Linked DNA regions of Mus musculus: regions 2 and 3 are each linked to region 1. The links are chromatin loops, found by intact Hi-C in ENCODE. Cell type or tissue: left cerebral cortex. All regions are shown on one strand. Links, peaks and the distances in the headings refer to the core of each region. The heading gives the core; the rest is flanking DNA.

The links. Peaks named below come from ENCODE experiments on the same cell type or tissue, not always from the same donor. Only the 100,000 strongest peaks of a DNase experiment are listed, where the experiment ranks them.
Region 2: a loop joins it to region 1, with 2.2 times the contacts of the local background. A loop is called at or near these places in 2 of 42 quality-filtered maps.
Region 3: it touches region 1 in a loop (2.8-fold over the local background); 2 of 42 quality-filtered maps call a loop at or near these places.

Annotation. Positions count from the first base shown.
Region 1 is chr15:64,443,207-64,448,299 of GRCm38, forward strand. No RefSeq gene overlaps it. Among named protein-coding and RNA genes, the nearest start is that of Gm30563, 54 kb to the left of the region's middle. In left cerebral cortex, for the core only: no CTCF peak of the experiment used is centred there; DNase peaks (open chromatin) are centred at 2,163 and 3,403.
Region 2 is chr15:64,539,369-64,544,461 of GRCm38, forward strand. The region is part of intron 1 of Gm30632 (a long non-coding RNA gene); the gene reads left to right. Among named protein-coding and RNA genes, the nearest start is that of Gm30632, 7.9 kb to the left of the region's middle. In left cerebral cortex, for the core only: no CTCF peak of the experiment used is centred there; DNase peaks (open chromatin) are centred at 2,350 and 3,010; H3K27ac peaks cover 1,442 bases.
Region 3 is chr15:64,306,639-64,311,731 of GRCm38, forward strand. All of the region lies in intron 3 of Asap1 (ArfGAP with SH3 domain, ankyrin repeat and PH domain1), which reads right to left. Among named protein-coding and RNA genes, the nearest start is that of 1700010G06Rik, 4.9 kb to the right of the region's middle. In left cerebral cortex, for the core only: no CTCF peak of the experiment used is centred there; a DNase peak (open chromatin) is centred at 2,465; H3K4me3 peaks cover 1,142 bases.

The DNA of each region.
Region 1 (5,093 bases), core at 1,031-3,530:
AACTGTCAACAGAGTGAAGAGACAGTCCACACAGTGGGAGAAAAATCTGTGCTGTCTAGCCATAGGACAGAAATTTGTATAATGCATGTCATGGTTTGAATATGCTTGGCCCAGGGAGTGGCACTATTTGGAGGTGTGCCCTTGTTGGAATAGGTGTGTTACTGTGGGTGTGGGCTTTAAGACCCTCATCCTAGCTGACTGGAAGTCAGTATTCTCTTAGCAGCCTTCTGATGAAGTTGTAAAACTCTCATCTCCTCCTGCACCATGCCTGCCTGGATGCTGCCATGCTCCCACCTTAATGATAATGGACTGAACCTCTGAACCTATAAACCAGCCCCAATTAAATGTTGTCCTTATAAGAGTTACCTTGGTCATGGTGTCTGTTCACAGCAATAAAAACCCAACTAAGACAATGCAAATATATAAAAAATTACGAAAATTAAATTGCCAGCACGTAAATCATCCAACCAATAAATGTGCCAATGAACTATATATATAGTTCATTGAAGAAATGAAGAAATGAAAATGGATAAGAAATACTTAAAGAAGTATTCTCTATCTTTAGCCATTAGGAGATAGAAGATAAAATTGCTTTGAGATTTTATCTCACCTTAGTCTGAATGGTTCTCATGAAGAAAATATAACTACAACAAATGTTGGCAAGGATGTCAGGGGAGGGGAATCCCTATTCAGTGCTGGTGGGAGTGTAACCGGTACAGCCACCATGGAAATCATTGTTGAGGTTCCTACAGATACATGAAAATACAGCCATCATATGACCCCATACCACTTCCAGTTGTGTACTCCAAAAATTCTAAGCCAATATTCCACTGATATAGTTGATCATCCTTTCCTTCTGACATATTTATAGCATCCAGGAAATAGGACCAGAACAGACATTCATCAACAGAAGAGCAGGTAAATAAAAAATGGCTGTAGATACACAGTGGGGTTTTATTCAGCCATACATTAGAATCCCATTGTGTCATTTGTAGGAAAAATGGATGGAAATGGAGATCATCACAGAGTGAAACAAGCCAGACTCTGAAAGATGAGGTACCATTCTATCTCATATGCAAGATGTAGATGTAAATGTGTGTGTTATACACACACACACACACACACACACACACACACACACAGAGTCTATTTAGGGTAGAAGGAGAGCAACAGGAGGACAAAGGAAAGTATTAGGAAATGGATATTAGCAAATTGCAATGGCATTTTTGTTTGAAAATGTCATAATGAAACTTATTATTTTCTACTTCAACTAAAAATGTACCAAAAAACCATAAAAATTGACAAATATTACAATCTTACTAAAATTCATAGAATTGCATCTTAAGGTAGTAGAATTTTATAGTATATGCCTTATAACTGCAATAAGGAGGTTGATGCTCATAAGCTGTGTGACAATGTCTCTCTGTGACTTAGTTTCCTCATGTATAATAAGATAGACAGTTTCCCTCAGGCACTAGAGGTGTTCTAAGAATCTGGATGGGACAATATCATGAGCCTTGCATCTGGTATGTCTTTGATTGTTGAGATCAGGGTATGCCCTACACTATTACTTATTATTGTATGAAACAGTGATTGTTTTCCATTTTATAAACAGGTTTATAGTACATTTTGAGGAGGAGGACTGTTTGCCTGGGTGGCTTGGTGAATGGCACACAACACCACTCAGACTGACAAATAACCCATTAGTAGAATGGTATTTGCGTTTCCTTGCCTCCTGGGATACTTCCATAGAACATAGACCCCCCTTACCCCCACACCTCACCACACCTCCATAGAACATATCACCCCTCTCTTTATCTTTTTATAAACACATCACCAAGGATGGCTTAGAACTTCTAACCCTGTTGCCCCTATGTCCAAATAATGAGGCAATGGGTATGAGCCTGTGGGACTGTGTTACAGGCGCTGGAGATGCAACCCAGGGCTCTGTGCCTGTGAGACAAGTACTCCACCGACCTAGTAGCTACAACCTCAGCTAGTAGATGCTATTCGAAGTGCAAAATCCAGCAGCTCTTTTCCCTTTCCCCTCAACTCAAGCCCATTCTTCTGGCTGGGGGTAGATACAAGCAACCCATCAGGCACTTGGGGGGGGTGTATGTGTTTTCCTTGAATTTCAAAGGAGGAAAGAAAAAAGAAATCGAAATTAAATCCAGCAATTAAGTTCTAATTGCACAATTACTTCATTTTCTGGCTTGGTGCCAAGGTTGGGAGACTGGCTCCCACAAATGGCTTTTTTTTTTCTTTTTAACAAACCAGAGGAAAGGTTGGAAGGGAGCGAGGGATCAGATCATTTATGGGGACCAAGAAACAAAGGTACTTTTTAAGATTAAACTCTCTTGCCCAGGACTTGATGTTGGTGTTCTGACTGCAGGATGGTGGGTGAGCCTAGAACTCAGGGTCTTTTCAGAGCTAAAATTAATCATTATGCTGAGCTATATTTTTTCTGGCCTGTCTTCCATTGAGACTTTCTCTCTGCAAGAAAGTGATGGACACCCTTCATTTATACTTGGGTGGGAGAACATCTCTGCAGGTGGGTCATCTTAGGGTCTTACAGTTGCTGCTTGGAGAAGGGAACAAAGCAGCTTAGACTATCCCAGAACCTTTCTGAGGACAGGGAGGGGGCAGGAAGTGGATGCTACAGGTATTGAGTAGATCCTTGACTGTGTGGTCAGGAGGCATGGGAGGAGAGAAGCTGCTGCAACTACTGGGTGGATTTTGTGGGCAAGGGTCATGAGCTGCTTCTTTGCCTGTTATTCATCCATTTGTTCATTCATTTATTCTCCCACTTATTTATTCATCTTCTTACACATTTCCCCATTAGCTAATTCTTAGAGGGTCACTGATCAGCACAAGGCTTTCTGCTTGGCTTTATGGGGAAAAAAGATTTAAGATGGATCTTGGACTCAGGAATATGTGGCATTTGTAAGATGTTTAGTGTTTAGACTTATCATCAACTGTGTGACAAGTCCTGCAACAGGTTATTGTTAAACCCATAGTGTCCCTCTGAGGGAACCATTTTCAAGAAGAAACCGATAGTGGGGAAGGGTTGAAGGTATTCATTCTATTTCCGATCACGTGGCAAGTCATCCTGGGAGTTCTAGGAAGTTTAGATTCTGGAGCTCATGACCTTTCATGACCTTTATGTAAGAAATAATGTGTTCCAGGGAAACATAGCCATACCAGGAGGCATAGGAAACACAAATACCAACATGGCTGGACCCAGTCTTTCCTCTCAACCAAAATAAAAAAAATGCACTAAATGAAGAGGACACTTGCTGACGTCAGCAACTGGGGATGATGACAGGCTTGGTCCCTCCAGCATGAGCCCTGCCACCATCTTCTGTTGAGCAGCTGGCACAGTCGTGGGGTGCCCTGACTCACAGCAGCTGAGCCCTGCCACGTCACGGAGTGTGCCCAAATCGTTCACACTCCAGTGATCTGCCAGAGACAAAGCCTCGCTTGAGAGGGAAATGCCACATTCTACTTTGCAGCCAGCTCCAGAGTTCCAGCTATATTTTAAAAGGAAAATATAATCAAAGATCAAAATCAAATGTGGGCACAAGAAACCACCTGCACTCTTCTCCCGACCCCTCCAGGTCAGAGCCTTGGCTGAGAAGCAGAGGGAATGTGAGGACTCCCTGGCTTTTTCAGCACCATCTGGTGCTGTGGCTTTTCCAGCTGCGGCTTATGTCCAGCTCCATGAACTGTGTCTCCACTGGCTCTGGTCATCTCTAATGCTGTTTCTCTGCAAGCGATTCTTCCAACTCCTGTTCAAGAACACCCCAACACCACCCAACATATGCTTGTCTAACTCATATCCCCTTTCCTATGACCTACTCAAAGGCTCCAGGGGTTAAGACAACGGGCTGAGCCAGACCTTTGATTGCCTAGCTCTGCTGCTCTATGTGAACATTGACAAATAACCTCAGCTTTCTGCTTTTCAGTATCTAGATCTGTGCATTTGACACCACATTGTGCTGGTTAGTTTTTTGTTTTGCTTTGTTTTCCCAAATTGACCAAGTTAAGGAACTTGAGTTGCTTCCATAACATTGGCCATTATATAGGCAAATCTGCAGTGCATTTTTTTTCTTTTAGACTAATGATTGATGCGGGAGGACACAGCCCCCAGTGAGAGGTGCTACCCATGGACAGGTCGTCATGGATTGCATAAAAAAGGAAGCTAAGAAAGCCATGATAAGCAAGCTAGTAAGCAGTGCATTTCCATGGCTTGTTTCAGTTCCTGCCTTGTAGCTTCCTGACTTGAGTTTCTGCTCTGACTTCCTTTCTTGGTCGACTATAAGTTTGAAATAAACCTTTTTCTCTGAAGTTGCTTTTTGCCATGGTATTCATCACAGCTATAGAAAGCATACTAACACACGGATCAGGACCTATCCTGAAGACAGATCTTCTTGGGCAGATGATCCAGAGTGCCCTTAGAGTGCTAGACATCATGGCTTATACTGAGGATATGGTGACAAGACAGGGGCTTTGGGGAAGCCTTCTTGATGGCTTTGACAGAGCTAGGCTCTGTGCCTTGTACCAGTAAGGGTAAAGTGGCTCTTTTGTTTTGATTTGCTTTGAGACAGGGTCACACTATATAGCGGAGGCTGGGCTTGAACTTGTAATTATTTATCTTCAGCCTCCTTAGTCCCTTAAGTACAGGCATTTATCATTGTGTCTGGCTAGTACATTGGTTCTTAAGACTATGTTCTGCAGGGCTCTGAGCAACTGTGTTGCCAGGAGTGACTGAAGCTGCAACTCGGCAGCTGTGAGCTCTTTGGCTATAGAGGTGGCTCGCAAAGTAAGGTTCAAAGTGATGGACGGAGGAAAGAAATCATCACAAGACCCTTGTTGAATTTGCCCATGGAGCTCATTTTGGTGACTTTATTTCTGTCTCTTTCTTGTACAGGATCCCAGAAATGTGATACTGGATCAAGTCTTCAAAGAACAGGATGGGGAGGGGAGTAGTAAGGGGTTGGTAGAACAGAAAGTAAGGGGGGAAAAAGAGAAGGTGACAGAGAAAGAGAGAAGAGATAGAAGTCTTTTCTACACCAAATAAAGCATAATGCAAA
Region 2 (5,093 bases), core at 1,370-3,869, 97 kb after region 1:
AAAAATTCAGGTGACAGCAGATGCTGGCGTGGATGTGGAGAAAGAGGAACACTCCTCCATTGTTGGTGGGAGTGCAGGCTTGTACAATCACTGTGGAAATCAGTCTGGCGGTTCCTCAGAAAATTGGACATAGTACTACCGGAGGATCCAGCAATACCTCTCCTGGGCATATATCCAGAAGATGCCCCAACTGGTAAGAAGGACACATGCTCCACTATGTTCATAGCAGCCTTATTTATAATAGCCAGAAGCTGGAAAGAACCTAGATGCCCCTCAACAGAGGAATGGATACAGAAAATGTGGTACATCTACACAATGGAGTACTACTCAGCTATTAAAAAGAATGAATTTATGAAATTCCTAGGCAAATGGATGGACCTGGAGGGCATCATCCTGAGTGAGGTAACACATTCACAAAGAAACTCACACAATATGTACTCACTGATAAGTGGATATTAGCCCCAAACCTAGGATACCCAAGATATAAGATATAATTTGCTAAACACATGAAACTCAAGAAGAATGAAGACTGAAGTGTGGACACTATGCCCCTCCTTAGATTTGGGAACAAAACACCCATGGAAGGAGTTACAGAGACAAAGTTTGAAGCTGAGATGAAAGGATGGACCATGTAGAGACTGCCATATCCAGGGATCCACCCCATAATCAGCATCCAAACGCTGACACCATTGCATACACTAGCAAGATTTTATTGAAAGGATCCAGATGTAGCTGTCTCTTGTGAGACTATGCTGGGGCCTAACAAACACAGAAGTGGATGCTCACAGTCAGCTAATGGATGGATCATAGGGCTCCCAATGGAGGAGCTAGAGAAAGTAGCCAAGGAGCTAAAGGGATCTGCAACCCTATAGGTGGAACAACATTATGAACTAACCAGTACCCCGGCACTCTTGACTCTAGCTGCATATATATCAAAAGATGGCCTAGTCAGCCATCACTGGAAAGAGAGGCCCATTGGACTTGCAAACTTTATATGCCCCAGTACAGGGGAACACCAGGGCCAAAAAGGGGGAGTGGGTGGGCAGGGGAGTGGGGGTGGGTGGATATGGGGGACTTTTGGTATAGCATTGGAAATGTAAATGAGCTAAATACCTAATAAAAAATGGAAAAAAAATAATAATAAAAAAAAGAGAAAAAAAAGTGTGTCCCCATTCATCATTGACCCATCATTGTCTGGACCCCTGTCTGTCCAGCAAGGTAGTTTGATAAATTGTTAGAATCATAGAAAATCTTTCTGGGAGAAAAGTTGCCCATCTGACTGGCACAGGTTTTCAGCCTTTTCTTTCTCCCAGCATGAGATTCCTGGGGGGAATTTCCAGGTACTTGAAGACCAGTGTGTCTGAGTATTACATAGTCTTACAGTCAAGGGGGGAAGGGCACAAGTACATCTCTTTAAATCATCTTTGCTCCACCTGGAGGACAATGAATCTGCTTTTTGCAGTCCTGTCCCCCTGCTTTTGATTTCTGTGATCACTGGTTGAAGTATGCTCAGTGTAGGACCATATGCCTTTTGCACACATTGTTGCCTTCAGTTCCTTCATCAAGGGCTCAGTGGACTTGCCAAGGGCCAAAGCTAGGAAGTAGAAGGAATGGAGTTTGAACCAAGACTGTACTCTTACCTCTGTACAGACTTGCTTCCTGGGGCACAGCTTAGCCAATCCTCATTTCTGTGCTGAACCAGTGTGCTACAAGGTTGAATGAGGCTGAGGTGTCTGACAGATGGGCGTGGCAATTCCAGGGAGCTGTGAGAGGCCCTTGGATCTTTCATTCAAGGCCCCTCATCTCCCACTGTTTGTTCTTCTCTCCACCTCTCTGACCAGGAGAGAAGAGTTTAAAATTACAACTTAGGCAAATTTAAAACACTGAATTAGTTGGCTATAGCACCCAGATTTTCTTGTGGAATAAGAGGCCAGAAAGAATGATGGACACTTAGCTAAGTCTAATTTCACATTGGTTGTTGCATTTATTGCCCCTCTATGACGACTGCTACATCATCATCCTAATCACCAAAACTTCCCATCAGCATCATCTCAGCCTCCTCACACATATCAGGATCTCCAGTCATTTATCAGCCAGTACCAGGACATATATGTCTGTTTTTACTGGCACAGCCATCCATTCCATCCCTTCACGACCACTCAGACCATCCTAGACACTTCTGCTATATGACCATCATATACTCTCTCCAGCAGTAGCAGTGGCAGCAGCAGGAGCAGCAGCTCACCATGGCAACTACCAACATTGTCATCATTCACTACCTACCACGCCCGTCATATATCTTCTATTGCCTTGGAAAATCCATTCTGAAAACATTACCACCTTGTTCATACATTTATGTATGAAGCTCAGATATTGTTTTAGTCCCAGCATGGCTTTTGCTGTCTATTTCCCATTCTCTTATTCACTGTTTGTGTCCCAGAGCTCTGTCCACCCCAAGCTAGAGGCCCTCTTCTGCCTTGTCTTATTTCTGGATCTGTATACATCCTCCAAGATGGAATTTCTTTTTTCTTTTTTTCCCGTCCTGAATAATCTGGCTATTCCCCTGTAGCTAAGGAACTGAGTGTCTCTTGAGACCCTGGGGGCTGTTAGGCTTTTTACCCGGCAGCAACAACCTCATATGGCAGACTTTATCATTAATGATACCTTTGAGTATTTTATACATGCCAGCTTCTCATTCACCCGAGGAGGGAGGCAGGGAACCAGATGACCAAGCATTCTTTCTAGTTCCTATATCATAATTATCACTTGCTGAGGGAGCTGGTATGAGATGACTTTAGCTGATTTACAGAACTATTTTCTGGTATGGGCTGCTAGCTCGTTGCTGAGGCAGAGGGAAGATTCAGTGGCAAGGTGCCCTTTCTATCTTGCTACTTCTAGAAGCAGCAGCTTCTGCTTTCGAGTCAAAGCCTGGTGGCCTCTGGGGGGCCAGACAAAAACTTATATGCTTTTCAAAGCATGAGTCATTGGTCTTTTTTGTGACTGTCCTCTGTTTTAAGAACATGGTAATTACTGAATCTGGGAGCACAGCTGTCCTTGGGGTGTGTATCAAACCATCTGGTCCCCACGATGTTCCCAAGTTACTTTCGTACCCAGTGGGCTTTTGTTTCTACCTTGTGAATTCACCTGATCACCACATCGACTGCCTGCTCATTGTCCTCTGTTGTGTCTTTGGCATGTTTCCTCTTATTGTTTGATGGCCTAGACAGCCCTGCCTGATGTTCCTGAGGTCACTGCATTAGGCAATATCCCAGGAACAATGATCATAGTGATATTTTTAGAGAAGGCCATGTGAGGCGATGGAAATTGTACGCAGTGTTCAGTATCCATGCCTGTGATTCAGATTTGGGCTCATCCACTCATGCGCAGGCTAAGTGACCTGAGTCTGAAGGGCCTCAATTTCCCATGAGACCATCTAACATAATGGCACCACCCGAAGAGTTATGGTGATTAAATGAAACAACAGAGCATTTGATTTAGAGCAATTCATAGCACTTACTAGATCCCTCTTTTTTTTTTAAAGCCAATTTAGTTCCTACTCCTCTTGAGCTTTCATTATAGCATCTTGATTGGAGAGAATTAAAATGCAGTTGAGATTGCTTTCCTGAGAAACCAAGGGACAATATTTCTCAAGCAATTATCTCCAAAGGAGAGCTAACCTGGGAAGAAGGATATTTACATAAGAGGTGACTCAGTCTCTGGGTGATTTATGTCTCCTGTATACACCATGCTGGGAGGGGGTTGCAGACATGGTCTCTACCCTCTATGCAGCTCTCTTTATAGTTGTGTCCACCTGATATTTTGCACATATCCATCAGTGCTGTCAGAATGAAGGGGCAAAAGAACTAAGCAGCTCCAACCCATCATTCATTGTTGGTGAACCAAAACTGCCTATGGTATCTCGGAGGTCTAGGTTGAATTCTTTTCATGTTCCTAGCTGGTTTTCCAATATTGACAGGTCTGTTCTCTTACTAAACCCCAGTTTCTTTGTCTACAAATAGATGTAGGAAATCTTACTCATCTTCAAGATGATTTAAGTGTGAAGGGAGGAAAGATCTGAACCCCAGTTGCTTCATAATGAAGAGTGAATTGCAGCATAAAATGGAAAAGACCAAAGCAGGACTCAGATATAGTTTTGTGGTCTATTACTAAAACAATTAGAAGCATTTTATGGTGCTTGTTGCCTTCCTCATTAGACTGGTTTCTTTCATATATCACATGTATAGGGTTTCTCATGACCTACCTCTGTCATCTTGGATTAGACCCTTCAGGCTAATATGATTGCTTCTGGGTCAACCCCTATAACCACTTGATTTTTCTTCCCACTCTGAAGCTAGGACTAGTGCCACTCAAAGCCTCTGCTAGGCTGTGAGGGAGGTATGAAAGCTGAGATAATGTTGGGAAGACAAATACCATACTACTCAGAGAAGCATTTTTAAGGATCAAGGAACTGCCATGATAATACTTTAGCTGGAGGTTTTTAAACATTGACCCAGGCAGGCAGAAATTCAACTTCACAAGTAGAACTAGCTATCCCTCCTAATACATACCAAATCTCATTCCCAATGCACTTCTCAGATTTCTCATTCTATTATCTACTTCCTGCCTGTCATTATTATTAATTTATATGGCTGGATCAATAATGGTTCTCCTTCCTCACTCGTTTTCTAACCACCAGATCTGCAACTGTTACTTACATAGATGGTAAAAAGACTTCAAATATTAGCCTAAAGATTTACAGATTATGTAGGTAGATTACAGATAATGTAATCACAGAATCCTCCTAAGAGTGATATGGAGGAGGTGAAAGATGGTGAGATCAGGGGTTGGAGTGCTGGGATTTGAAGATGGTGGAATACAAGTCAAGAAACACATACTAAACACTACAGAGGGGAAAGAAATCAATTCTATCTGCTCACAGCCTCCAGAAGAAGGCAATCTTGCTAATACCTTTAGTCCAATAATGTGAATTCCAGACTTCCAGTTTGTAAAACATATGACAATGGATGTGTATTGCTTTAAGCTGCGACTATTATTATTATTATTATTATTATTATTATTATTATTGTGATAAT
Region 3 (5,093 bases), core at 1,370-3,869, 140 kb before region 1:
GAGAATACTAAGAATACCACTCAATTGGCCTTTTATTATGTGAAGATGAAAACAATGTTTTTTAAAATAACAAAGATGTAAATGAGGGCATATGGCATTACTGTGAAATACAGGACTGATGGATTCACACCTTGCTGTAGGGTGCATGAATCTGAAACACAAGGGAAGCTGCATTCCCTGTTTTTGTAAGCAGACAGTCATTGAACTTTGCTAGGTTCTGAGAAAACGTACCGTAATTACTCTCAGACTGGATCAGAGGCTTGGCCTCCAGAGCCTAGACTTCTACAAAGGATACTGGTACCACAGGGAGAATTCTCTTTTGTTGGTTTTGTAGGAACAGATCCAAATACATTTTCTCTACTTTAGGGAAAATGGCCCACAGGGTCTTTATCTAAACCCTCCAGAGAAGGGTTCTGTTGATGCTTCTGTTGTCTAAAACTACATATTTTTTGAAGGTGACTAACTAGTTCTCTAATCCATTAAGACCTGGCTTTAGAATTTCTAGGTGAGAGAGTCCACAGGTTAGCACTAGAGACCTAATCTTACTTACCAAAGGCTAGATCTCCAGACATCAATAAGAAAGACAAAGCTCAGTATTGTGATCAAACCTTCAAAGAGTGGAGCCACACTTAACAAAGGAAGTCTGACTGGCGTGCAAGAATACTCTAGCCTTGATACTCTAAGTCTCAAGTTCATTTCTGACTGGCTGTGAACCAAATACACAGACAGACACACACACACATACACATACACATGAGAAACAGTTATCTGTAAAATGGGACTATTAACAGTAATGCGACAAACATTATATGATAGCATATCTATATGGGGGAGGGGACACGCTAGAGAGATGGCTCAGTGATTAAGAACACTGGCTATTCTTGCAAAAGACCTGGGTTTGGTTCCCAGCATCCTTGTGGTGACTCACTTCCCTCTGTAACTTTAGTTCCAGGGGATCAGAGGACCTCTTCAGGCTTCTTCAGGCAACAGACACATACATGGTATGTAATACACACATGCAGGCAAACACTGATATACAAAAAAATAAAAATAAATCATATATATACATATATATATATATGTATATATGTATATATATATATATATATAACTAGCACATAGTAGGAATATCAGTAGTTGTCAATTGCTGTTACTGTTAATATCAAAGAGACCTCTGGTAACCTTTGATCAAATGATTCTAAGCCTTCAAAAACAAGTCTCCAAGCCAGAACCACACTGACATCCAGCAACCTTAGAAAGGCTTTTGAAGGCACCTTGCAGACACAGTTATTCATCCCCAATCCCCATGCCTAGCAGCATAATGCATTCAATGGTGCATGTACTGGCTGGATGGCAGACTGCAGTATTTAGTTTATATTGCTGTCATGAGTATTCTTTATTAATTCTCCCATCTATGAACTTAACCTTTCAGTCCTATTAAGAGTTATGGGGTTTTTTTTTCCCCTTCAATAACATAAGCTTCCAAATAATCCGAATAATAGCCTCGGTGCCCCAGCAGGGCTTGGCAACTGGGACTGCCACACAGATGCTCCTCAAAGATGTGCTGAGCAGATGCTGCCCATAGGTCACTGATGTAAGTTCTCACATTTCAAACTGAAACCCATATCCATACCTTTGAAGAAATATTATACTAAAATTACTACTAAGAAGTACCTGGAACATGGGCAGGAGGAAAAGCTAAACTACTAAGGACCTTAGACATCTCTTCCTGAGACCAAAACTGTGTTGTGTGACAGCACTGAAGCCCCATCTATGTACTACGGAGTCAATAAATATGACTTTGCAGACATTGAGAATGTGAATCTTACGTGGTAGCTGTGTAAAGAATTCCTGAAGTCCTTTACTTACTAAGGAAACCTTAGAGAAAAGTCATCTCTTTGGGCCTTTTCTTCTCAGTAAAGTGGAGATAAGAGCTGTCCTTTTCTCTTCATACATGACTATATGTAGACTTTACACAGAGGATGCACATAGCCCTACACAGCTGACTACAGGGAACTATGTATCCCATGTGCCTAAAACTGGCCTTATATGGAGCAGCATCTAAAGAAATGAGCAAAGATTATTTCCATCAGCACCAAAGTAAAATGCTGGCAAATAACTAGTAACCTTGATGAATATGACATGTTCTCCCTTGTACCCAAGGCCCTAAGTATTGGCCACTCCCAATCTTTAAAGAGAGAATGCATCTCAGCATCTTGGCCCGTATTCCTACAATGCATGCATTCTCAAGAAACCCTTGTCTTCTAGCCACTTATCTATAACTTGTAAAGGGTCGCAAGCAGAACAGCATATACTAGAATGCTCTGGTTCCTGAATAAGCAAAGGATTGGCTGTGTGCTTGGAAACCACTTACAGGCTAGGATGAAACCTTAGCTGAATCCCAGCTGATCCATTCCTGCCTCTTAAAGGCAGCCACTGGTGTCCCAGCCAAACCATTACTTGCCAAACCATATGTGTCCCTCAGCCCTAAAAAGGAAGCCTTGAAGTAAGCTTTTAGCCTCTTCATTCTATGTATATCTGATTCATTTCCCAAAGTGCATGTCCCAGGGGGCTTTAAATATAAATATCAGCATCTGCCCCACATGGTGTACTGTTTGACAGGGAGACACAGTGAAAGGGGAAAGTGCTAACCCCAAATGAATCAATTTGGTGTTCGAAGCTTGGCGCTCTAACAGGTTTCCAGTTAAGCCCCATGTGTGTTAATTAGTAACATAAACAGCAGATAAAGTCACAAATAAACAGGAAATTCTTAACTATCAGAACTAGGAAAAGACTTGCTTCTAAACAATAGTCCAAGCTACCCAAATTACTCCCTATTCTAGAGTGTCCACATCACCAAAAACAAAACAAAACAAAACAAACTACCCAAAAATTCTATTTCTAAGAATAACCACAATAACACAAGCCAAATTCTTTCAATTTCCAAATCTCTCACTTGTGAAGAATATGCAAACATTTCCTGATATTTTCACAAAGTTTTCCTTCTATTTTGGGAGCAGTAATCCCCCTGCCACCCTCCCCCCATTACAATGATATATTTTTATTTTGAGACAGGCTCTTCCTATGTATTCTAGGCTGGGAACTCACAACCCTCTGCTCAGTCTCTGAGTGCTGGCCGCATGGTGTGTGGCACGTCTAGTGCAGGTCCCTGCCCTAGCATTTTATGAAATAAGGTCTTGCTGTGCAGCCCTGGCTGGTCTAGAACTCATTAGGAAGTCCAGGCTAGCCTCAAGCTTGATCCTCCTGCCTCTATGGACCAACTGATTGGATTACAGGTATGTCCCACTACCCAGCCTAATTTTGAAGAACCAGGTTGGCATCTACTGAGGATGTACCTTCAGCTGTGTTATGATCCAACAGTAAGAAGCTAAAAAGACGTTTCATATAAAGAAGAGGTCACCATACAAAGTCAAACCAAATAGACTATGATTCAAGGGTTAAAAAAGTACACAGTGAGGAAAATGATTTCTTAACCAAGCCTGTACTCAAGTTTAGAAAAAGAATGACAAAATTCTGGTATCAATTACTCTACATGCTTTAGGGACAAGAGTATATCAATGTATTCTAATATGTCACTTTTGAACTTTCTAGACTGGTTCTAACTCTTTCTCAAGCCCAAAGGCCTATTCTTCTACCTAAGCTCAAACACACACACACACACACACACACACACACACACTCACACACTATCTCTCTCTCTCTCTCTCTCACACACACTCTCTCTCTCTCACACACACACACACACTCACACACTCAAACACACACACACACACACACTCACACACTATCTCTCTCTCTCTCTCTCTCACACACACACACACTCACACACTCTCTCTCACACACACACACACTCACACACTCTCACACACACACACACACACACACTCACACACACTCTCTCTCACACACACACACTCACTCTCTCTCTCTCTCTCACACACACACAGGGTTGGGGGCAGATACTTATTTGACATTAACTATTCTAAAAAAAGGTGCTTCAATATGCAAATATCCCCCACAAACAGCACCCCAAACACCCTTATCATCTGCTGCACAAACAGAATACAGTAACACTATCTGAGTGTGCAGAAAGTTACAGTAACTGACAGCTCTATTAGCAGACAGAGAAGAAGTTATCTGGCAGAAAAATAACCCCACAGCCTAATCAATGTTAAACCCTTTAGAGGCATATCCAGTTAGAAATGGAAAAAGATGACCACACACTCCTAGATGAGCAAATTTGTCAGCTTCTTCCAATTATATGAAGGACAGAATCACTTTGAGGTTGAATGCCTGGCTACTCTGCTTAATCCCTGATATTAACCGTCAAGCAACTGACAGGTCACAAGGGGGAGGGGTATTCACTACCTCTGCCTTTCAAATACACTTAGGTAGGTAGTATTTCTCCATCCACTTGAACATTCATTTCCATCACTCAACAATGGCTCCAGAGAAAACTCTAAAAACAACCCTTCCTGGAATTAAACAGACTAGTTTATAGCACCTGGCAGGTGGACAAGATGGGACAAAGAAATCTCCCACCCCCTAACATTTCCATCTCTTATGCATGCACCCAAATACCAGTTCTCCATACATCAAACAACTTGACTACCACAGCCAGTTCCAGGCAGAACTTCAACATTCCCTATATTCCCGAGGGCTGGTCCCTAGCCGCCCTAAATAAAAAAAAGAGCTCCCTGAACCTCAAATAAACCAAGTGTCTAATTCCCATGGGGGAAACCCTCTTCCTGCCTATACTGTCGTGTTCAGCCAAGACAGGCCAAGCTGCTTAGGATGGGAATATTTTGTGGCACTGAGAAAGTGTGCTGAGTTTCTGGGAAACTGCCTTATTTTCACTGCTTTTTCACTGGCTTGTTTGTAGCTGTAAATATGTGCTTAAGGCGTTTCTCCTCACCCACCCCACGCTCAAGATTTAAAAGAAATAGCTTTGCCCTTGCCTCTGCCCCTGGACATCTATCCGTTGGAGGGTCCTGATAGGCAGAGCTGTTCTTTCCGCAGCTTCTGGTCCCATCTACCAGTCTGATCAGCTCTGCAGACTGCATTGAGTGTCC